Regions from separate parts of the Mus musculus genome. Here region 2 is linked to region 1. Evidence: chromatin contacts called from ENCODE Hi-C or POLR2A ChIA-PET data. All regions are on one chromosome and are shown on one strand. Each heading gives the region's core, a stretch centred on a gene start or an enhancer-like site at or near the end of the contact. The rest is flanking DNA. Distances are from core to core; before and after follow the strand shown.

Region 1 (3,938 bases), core at 56-2,555:
AGGCTTGAAAAGAATGTTGAAAAGTACTCGAGCTGGGTGTGGTGGCACGTACTCAGAATCCCAACACTTTGGATGCCGAGGAAAGAAGTATTGCTGTGAGTTTGAGGAATAGTCTTGGATACATAATATAGTTGAGAGCAGCCTAGGCTACATGACAAGACTCTGTCTCAGAGAAAAAGTATGTGGGCTGATAGGGGTTGGGTGCTTTAGTTAAAGACTAACTATAAGGGGAGTCAAATAAGCAGGACTCATTTTCAGTCCATCAACATTGAGCCCTAGACACATGTACAATCAACTCTGTGCCAGGTGTGGTGGGAGATACCAAGCTATTTCATAAGCATCTCATAATCCAGTTAGAAAAGTATGCCTCAGTTAAAATGTAAACAATACACTATTTCCAAATGGTGCTGAAAATAGCTCTGGTTTAAGTGCCACTCTGAGTCAAGTATGTGCTACACGCACTTGACCTTGTCACATTACAAGGCATGAGGTTTACCCCAACAGATAAAAACAGTAAAAGTCAAACAACTGAAACAGTAACACAAATGTCTATATAAATCAGAAATGGAATAAAGTGCAGTTCGAACTGACTCGTTGCCCCATCTTTACTGAGGAAACTGCTATAGGAATCCAGAAAATTGGAAACGCTAATGAGTGGGCTGACCTAGTCTTTAAGGCAAAGGTAAGTTTTAGACAATGAAATGGGTCAAAGTGGAGAATAACAAAGTGCTTGTGGAAGCAATTACATTAGAACAGCTGCCCAGTCAAATTTATTTGTGGGCCAGATTTTGATGGACAATGAAGACAGGATCAAAGAATGCGGCCTGTGGTTAGCAACCTTGACAACTAATGGGATGCCAAATTTCAAAATATACTATTATAAATGAACTGCAAAATTCTCCCAGGAGCTAAGGCCAGGAGCCACGGGTACCAGGAGTGTATGTGGAGGACAGTACTCAGGCCTCCCTTTCTTGCTTTCAGTGCTGAGCTCCACTATGGGGACTCTGTCCTCAGGTGAGGCCCAGGACAGGGCGGGGCTATGACGGCCGGTCATCCGAAGGATGCCCAGGCGGCCCAGCCTCTTTCTAGTCTCCGGTGGGTTTGGCGGCTCCGCTCAGGAGACCTTGTCATTGCCGACCCAGAAAGCCGACTTGTTCTCTGCTTCCATCCAAGTTCTCCATACTCCTGCGGGCTGCCCCATTTTCCTTCCTGGTCAGGCCATGACAAGGAGGGCTCCAAACCCCACGGAGGAGGCGGACTGGGGGCGGAGCTGCGAGCAGATCGGTACCGCCCCCCCAACGCGTTCCTTCCGGGCGGGACTGCACGGGTTCCGCTTCTTGGTTCGGGCCGGCGTGAGGGGTGGCCTCCGTACCCCGGGGGCCGCGACCGAAGGACTCTGCTCCTTTAGCCTCAGCCGCGGTTGGAAGCAGGTTGAGGTAGGAGCAAAGTCAATAAAAAAAACTGAATTTCCGTTAAGAGCCCAGCTCCCCGCCGCTCCCAGCGGCCTTCCTCTGTAGACCCTCTCCCTTTAGGCGGAGACTTGGAGAGTCCGCCCCACGAGGGGGGCGGAGCCTAGTAAAGCTTAGGTGAGCTCCCAAGCAACCCGGAGCCGCCTCCCAAAACAGAGGGGTACCGCCAAGGCCTTTCTCCAGCCTAGTGCCCAGTCTAGGTTCTGTCGAGCATGGTGGTGGGACTAGAAACCCTCGGGGCAGCTGCTGACCGGGAGGAAGCCGGGCCGCGATAGCGCCACCCCCGTCTCCTCCCCCGCACCGCCCAGCGGCGCGACACTCTGGTTGGCTCGCCTTGCAAGTCATACTTTGGGTCTCTCAGTTTGAAAACTCTTCCTCTCGGCCCCCTTTGAAGAAACTCATTGACGCTGAATGTTTTGAGGACCAGGTCAGCTTGGAGGCGGCAACTTTGGCGGACACCAGCGGGCAGGTCCAGCTCCGTGGCCCATGAGCTTGGGCGAGATGCGGAGCAGGAGCAATTCTGGGGTCCGCCTGGACGGGTACGCGAGGCTGGTGCAGCAAACCATCCTGTGTTACCAGGTAAACAGAGAGCAGCCCAGAGAACGGTGGAAACTGCCCACTGATATAACTCATTCTCCCCAAGGCCTCTGTCACTCATGAGAGCTTGCATTTATTTAAGAGGTTTCCGACTTTAATCCAGTCCTTTGCTAGCCAGTTATCACCCTACTCCCTTATCGCTATTTTATTCACTTTACTCACAAGTCAGGCATTCTGGCTTTTGAACAGTTGCTGCGGCTGCTTTGCAGAATTCTGGGACCTTTTTTTTTCTCTCCTCTTCCTCCTCCCTTCCTCTTTTTCCCCCCATCGGGACACCCCCCTCGAGGTCCTTCCTTACTGCCTCTTTTGGATGAAAGAAGTCTGTTAGGTTGGACAGAGCACACTGAAGGAGAACAGTGAACTAACTCTACTCTGGGAACAGTAGGCAGGAGTGAAAAACTCCCAAGGCTTGCATCTGACCAGAGTGTGGGCAACTGTTACTGCCCCTCCCTTGTTAGAAATCCCCCTGAGAGGACCCTATGACCACTCTGGTTGCTGCTTTACAGCCAACAAAACTTCTGGGCACAGAGCATCAGCATCAAGGGGTCCTGTGAAACTGTGCATATAATCTCAGGTATGAATACGCCTGCTATGCTTCCTGCTTGGCAAAAGTTATGTGTGAGTGCCCAATGTAAGACCACTGAGCTATTTTTGTTCAGAGCAAAGACATCAGCTATATTGCTTGCCTTCAGTTGGCAGCAGCTATTTTTAGGGCTTTGAGAGTCAGAGAAGGAAGTAGCAGTTGGTGGTCATTTCCAAACCATTAACCTTTTTTTTTTCTTCTTAGCTAATTCCTTGACCTCTCACTCAGGAAGAATTTATTGTGTATCTTTTCTATGCAAGGCATCATACAAACTACATAAAATGAATAAATGGTACTGCCAGTGGTGTGACTTAGTGGTAGTTTACCTGGTAGTCTCAAGGCCCTGGATTGGATTGCAGCACTGTAAAAGAAAAAAAAAAATGTTCATAGCACAATACGGTGAATTTTATGAATAACGTAAAATAAGTTCAGTGTTTCTTGTTTGAAACACGTTGGGGCCAAATGTGGCTTGTAAGCTAGAAACGTCTTGATTTTAAAAATCATATGCATACTCTATAAGCATACTCTAATAGCCAGAGTAGTCCAGGCAGTACCCCTTAGTTACAGCCACTATTATTTCTCCATTGGAATATGAATGTTCACACTAAGCAATAAGTAAAGACTATAAAAAGAGTTTCACATTAGATCAGCTTGTCTTTGCCACCAAAAGAAATTTCTGCAAATGTAGGAGAAACATTTCCATATGTTAATGGCTCTGAGGATTGCTCATAAAGGAATGCAGGGTTTATTTGAGGAAAATACTCCCTCCCCCATCCCTCCCCCCTACTGCCAAACCATAGATGGCAAGGAAGGAGTTCTGCACGACATGGCATTCCAGTGGAGAGTTGAAGAGGGGCTAAGCAGAGATAGAGGTTACTCTTTGCTTTTATTCTTAAAATGTAATTACAAGTATAAAACGTAAAAGTCCCAGTTGAAAATGTTTCTACCCATTACTATGATAGAAAGAGCTGTAAAGAGAACTGTAAAGAGTCCAAGCTAACCTAGAACTCACTATGTAGACCAAGCTGGCCTCAACGTGACCTGCTTTAGCCTCATGCGTGTTGGGATTAAAGGTGTACACCATTATACCCAGAGCTTTCTGTTTATCTTTTCTGAGTTAACACCTTCAACCGTAGAATGGGAATTGGTTATTATTTTTAAAAAAACGAATGTCTAGTGTACTCTCCTTGGGCACATTATGTGCAACCACTATGCAGTGGGTGCTTTTGTTACAGACCACATGCTCCTCAGTCCTTTCCTGACCATCCTGACCCATGATGCTCCCATTC
Region 2 (4,352 bases), core at 391-2,890, 360 kb before region 1:
CTAGTACCCTCTTATACTCCAAAAGAGGAGCACATGTCTTCAAAGCAGAAGGTATGATTTTTATTGATTTCGGACTCTAATGCAACTTATAGAAACTTTGATTCTAGTCAGAGCTGTTTATTTTTTCTTTCCACTGAGAACAAAGCTTCTTTTCGTTTTCAATTTTATTTCATGCCCAGCCCCCAAGCTATAAACAAATTTCCCTTCAACTAACAATTTCTGCACACAAGAAACTTGTTCAAACAAACTGAAAATCAATGATGCACTTTTAACACGCGTGAAGATCGTGGCCGAATTCAGGACACATACTAAGAGCTCAATAAATGTTGGCTATGTCGTAGAAATGTGCTTTGCTGCCGGTTCAGATTCAAATGGTGGTTTTCCATTCCTTGATGCAATTCCTAGAGAAGGACATTTCGACCTTTCTACAACCTCCCCACACTGAGCAGAATTGCATCAAATCCTAAAGAAATCAACAGAACCAGAATTACAAGTCAAAGCCTGATGACAGTTACACCAAGAGAAGGCAACCTCTGTGTGGCTAGAGGTCAAAATGCTAAAAGCTTAGGTATTAGACAGCTCTTAAAGCCGGGCCATAAGTCTTAACCTCTAATCCCAACTCTCCGAAAACCATTGCTGTTTTCTTTCGCTACTTTGAACTCTAAGCCTCTGTGTGTTTAAGGGTAAAGGCGGCTTCCTCTGGGTTATGCTCGATTGCTCGAAAATTGACTGCCAAGAAAAAGTTCAGAGGAGCAGGGAGTGGAGGAAGTTTGTTTTCCGTGAACCTGACCTCCCTGAACCTTCCTCAGAACAGAACACAGGTGATCCACAAATGCTCACGCAGCTGGACACCGGCCCTTGGCAGGTGCCAGGCAGAAGGGTTGGCATTCGTGCCACTGACCAACTCAAGATAACCACCCCCCCAGAAGGTAGCGTCCTCAGAATCTCCATTATGGAGATGAGAGAACTAGGCCCTCAGACGAGTTTTTACATATCCTGCTTCTTGATGGTTCCTGGTGCCAAGGCTAGTAAACGAAGAAGTCGGAGTGCGCACGGAACCTGACTCCCGGGACTGGGAGCTCTTTATTTCGTCTTACGTGGCCTCATAGCCAAGAGCAATGACATGAAGGAGAGTGGAAGTCAGCGGAGTCCAGAGAGGCTGGAGCAAGCCCAAGCTCCGCCTCCCAGTGTCCCGTAAGGGACGAGCAGTTGTGGGGCGCTGCAGGGGAGCTGGCGTGAAGCTCCGCTGGGGGCGATCGGGGGAAGCACAGCGGACCGGGCCCGTTCTCAAGCCGCTCTTCCCCCGGCCAGTGGCGACACGGACTGCGCGGAAAGCCCACCCAAGTCCCGCAGCTCGTCCCCAGCCCCCAGCCGTGCGCTCCAGGGGGGCCCGGTCCGCCCTCTTCCTGCCCCGCCTCAGGCCGGCTCCAGCCCCACCCCGGCCTCCCGGGATCAGGCGACCTCACCGGCTTCTGCGCAGAGCCTGCCAACACGCGGGATACAGCGGCAAGCATCTTCCTCATGGAGCGCAGCAGACTCACGCGGCGGCCGCGGCACCCAGGCACTCAAAAGGAGTGGTGCGGGCGTCCCCAAGTCTCCTTGAGGCGCCCGGAGCCGAAGCCACGCCCAAAACGCAGTGACGGAGTCGCGACGGCATCACACGCCGCGCTAGTCTGCAGGCCAACCAGAATGGTTGCTGGCGATGGCTACGCCCTTCTGAGGAGGAACATGTGGCCGTCCATTAATTAACTAAAAAATGAGGTGGGGCTGTGGCTGGAGGGTGAAGAGGCCGGTGTCCCAGGGCGCCTGCGTGGGAAAGTGGGGGGCCCCGGGGCGTGGGGAAGAGGCCTCTCCTTCCTTTTGCCCTGAGTACCACAGACCAGCGAAGAAGTGGTGAAAGCGGGTCCTGCCCTTTGCCCAGTCGGGCCTGTGGTACAGCTTTGGCAGGCAGCCTTGTTCCATTACACAGAGAAGCCATGGTGCCAGGGCAAGAAAGACAGATCATCTGGTTTCTAGAAATGGTCCTGCCACTAATTTGTCTTTAAAAGGTCACATATTCCTTGCAAAGTGTTGCCCTGGTTGACTTGGGTGAGATTTAACAGTTAAATGCTGGATGTTGCTGGGTGTGGTGGCACATGCCTGTCATTCCTTCCTTAGGGAGTCTGAAGTCAGATGATAGCCAGAGTTGGAGGTCAGGCTGTCTGTTCAGTTCAAGACAAGCTTGGACTACTTAGCGAGGCTATCTAAAAAAAAAATCAAAATAAGTAAATGAAAGCAAATATTAATCGTTGACCATAGACATCCAAGAGTTTAGCTTTAGCGTTTATTCTTTGATTTTTTGTTAGCTTGCTTCTTTTCATGGGGGACTCAGTTATAGACAAGCAGTTTGTCTGTCCTTTATGCTTGGGAAAAGGCAGAATCCTGTATCTCCTGTGTTGTTGTTACCCAAACACTATTAAGATTAGGACACGAGACTTTATGAGAACACGGGAAACGTGCAGATGATGATTTCTCAAAGTTCAAACTGTTGCCTGGATCGGTCAGCTTCACATTATCACTGGGTCAGAGAAACAGAGGCTGACTTTTCCATTCAAATGTCCAGCATGGATTGGCCAGGTAGCATTTCTAGGAGGTCACTTGGGAACCCAGGATAAAAAGTCCTCTAATATTTGCATTTATGATCTCCATGGATGAAGGATGAAATGAGTGCTGTAGTGATGCATTATAACTCACGGGAAAGAAAGAGCCACAGATCCTTCACAAATACGCAACTGAATAAGAGAAAAGAGCAACATTGCCTGGAATTCTGGTGCCGGAGAGGCAGAGACACGAGGATCCCAGGTGCTTGCTTGTCCATCAATCTAACTGAAGTAATAGCCAGGATAAGTAAGAGACCCTGCCTCAAAAAGTTTAGCTGAAGAGTGACTGAGGAAGACTGACCTGAAATTAACCTTTGACTTCCGCGTGCATGTGCACACACAAATATACACAGATTGAGTGGGTGGGAATCACCACTTCACAAAGACACCATCACCACTGCAGGCAGGAATTATCAATAGAAGCTAAAATGAATGGCAGGAAAAAATGAGAAACAAGACTTTTGCATTATTACAAAATATCCTCCAACAAGAAATTTATCATTACAAAAGTTAATGCCTTAAAGAAACTGCCCTGGGGAAACAAGGGAACCAGTGTTTTCATAACTAGAATATTTTCGTTACAACCTTTTCTTTGTTAAAAAAAAAAATTACAAAGCCAAGGCTCAAGATGGCTCAACAGGTAAGAACACTTGCCACCAAGTCTGAGGGCTTAAGTGATTTGTCCTTTCATGTACACACACACACACACACACACACACACACAGAGAGAGAGAGAGAGAGAGAGAGAGAGAGAGAGAGAGAGAGAGGCACACAAGTACAGAAATTGAAAGAAATAACAATATGTACTAACCAGTACCCTCAGAGCTCCCAACCAAAGAAAACACATGGAGGGACCCATGGCTCCAGCTGCATATGTAGCAGAGGATGGCCTAGTTGGTCATCAATGGGAGGAGAAGCCCTTGGTCCTGTGAAGATTCTATGTCCCAGTACAGGGGAATACTAGGGCCAGGAAGCAGGAGTGGGTAGGTTGGTGAGCAGGGGGAGGGGGGAGGGGGGAGGGGGTTTTCAGAGGGGAAACCAGGAAAGGGGATAACATTTGAAATGTAAATAAAGAAAATATCTAGCCAGGCATGGTGGTGCAGGCCTTTAATCCCAGCACTCAAGAGGCAGAGGCAGGTGGATTTCTGAGTTTGAGGCCAGCCTGGTCTACAAAGTGAGTTCCAGGACAGTCAGGGCTATACAGAGAAACCCTGTGTGTGTGGGGGGGGGGGAGAAAGCGAGAGATACTTTGTGACTCTGTAGCAAATGAGGACAAATTGTAACTGGTGGTTATCTATGCCCTACAACGATACTTTATGTGCTAAAACATACACAAATACACAAAGGGGGCTGGTCAATATAAGGGAGGTCAGAGAGATGAAGAAAGGGTTGCCCAAAGCAGAAACCCAAGGAAGAGAAAATCTTGAGAAAAGAAGGCTCCTTTACCTTGGAAGAAATTGGAAATGAAGGTCTTTCTTTTCTAATCCCTCCCAAGGCAATCCCCAGGTTATGGTGGGTTTCTCTGGACATTTAGAGCTACTATACATTTTGGCTTTTGACTTTTCCTTTGCATATCTCCTGAAAGTTCTTGAGCAAGCTGAACTTTAGGCAAGTCATGGTCCTTTGCCATGCTCTGCACAGCTTCAGGGATTGGCCTAACTGGGGTGCGGAGGGAATGAAGGCAGGGCAAACACAGAAAAGCTGGAATCCTGT

The links. Hi-C counts contacts between places; a loop is a spot of excess contacts on that map. ChIA-PET counts read pairs that join two places held with the same protein, here RNA polymerase II (POLR2A).
Region 2: a loop to region 1 is called in a map of heart, with 2.4 times the contacts of the local background. The contact joins the promoter of Pdha1 here to the promoter of Phka2 in region 1. A Hi-C loop is called at or near these places in 1 of 37 maps with a recorded cell type or tissue (heart). POLR2A ChIA-PET finds 5 or more read pairs at or near these places in 1 of 5 experiments (Patski).

The regions. Positions count from the first base shown.
Region 1 is chrX:160,500,857-160,504,794 of GRCm38, forward strand. Phka2 (phosphorylase kinase alpha 2) reads left to right here and starts at 1,306. Exons shown (of 33, transcript NM_172783.4): 1 at 1,306-2,048. The coding sequence starts at 1,971.
Region 2 is chrX:160,136,790-160,141,141 of GRCm38, forward strand. It overlaps Pdha1 (pyruvate dehydrogenase E1 alpha 1), which reads right to left and starts at 1,641. Exons shown (of 11, transcript NM_008810.3): 1 at 1,467-1,641. The coding sequence starts at 1,523. Gm39547 (a long non-coding RNA gene) reads right to left here and starts at 1,458. Exons shown (of 2, transcript XR_878293.1): 1 at 992-1,458.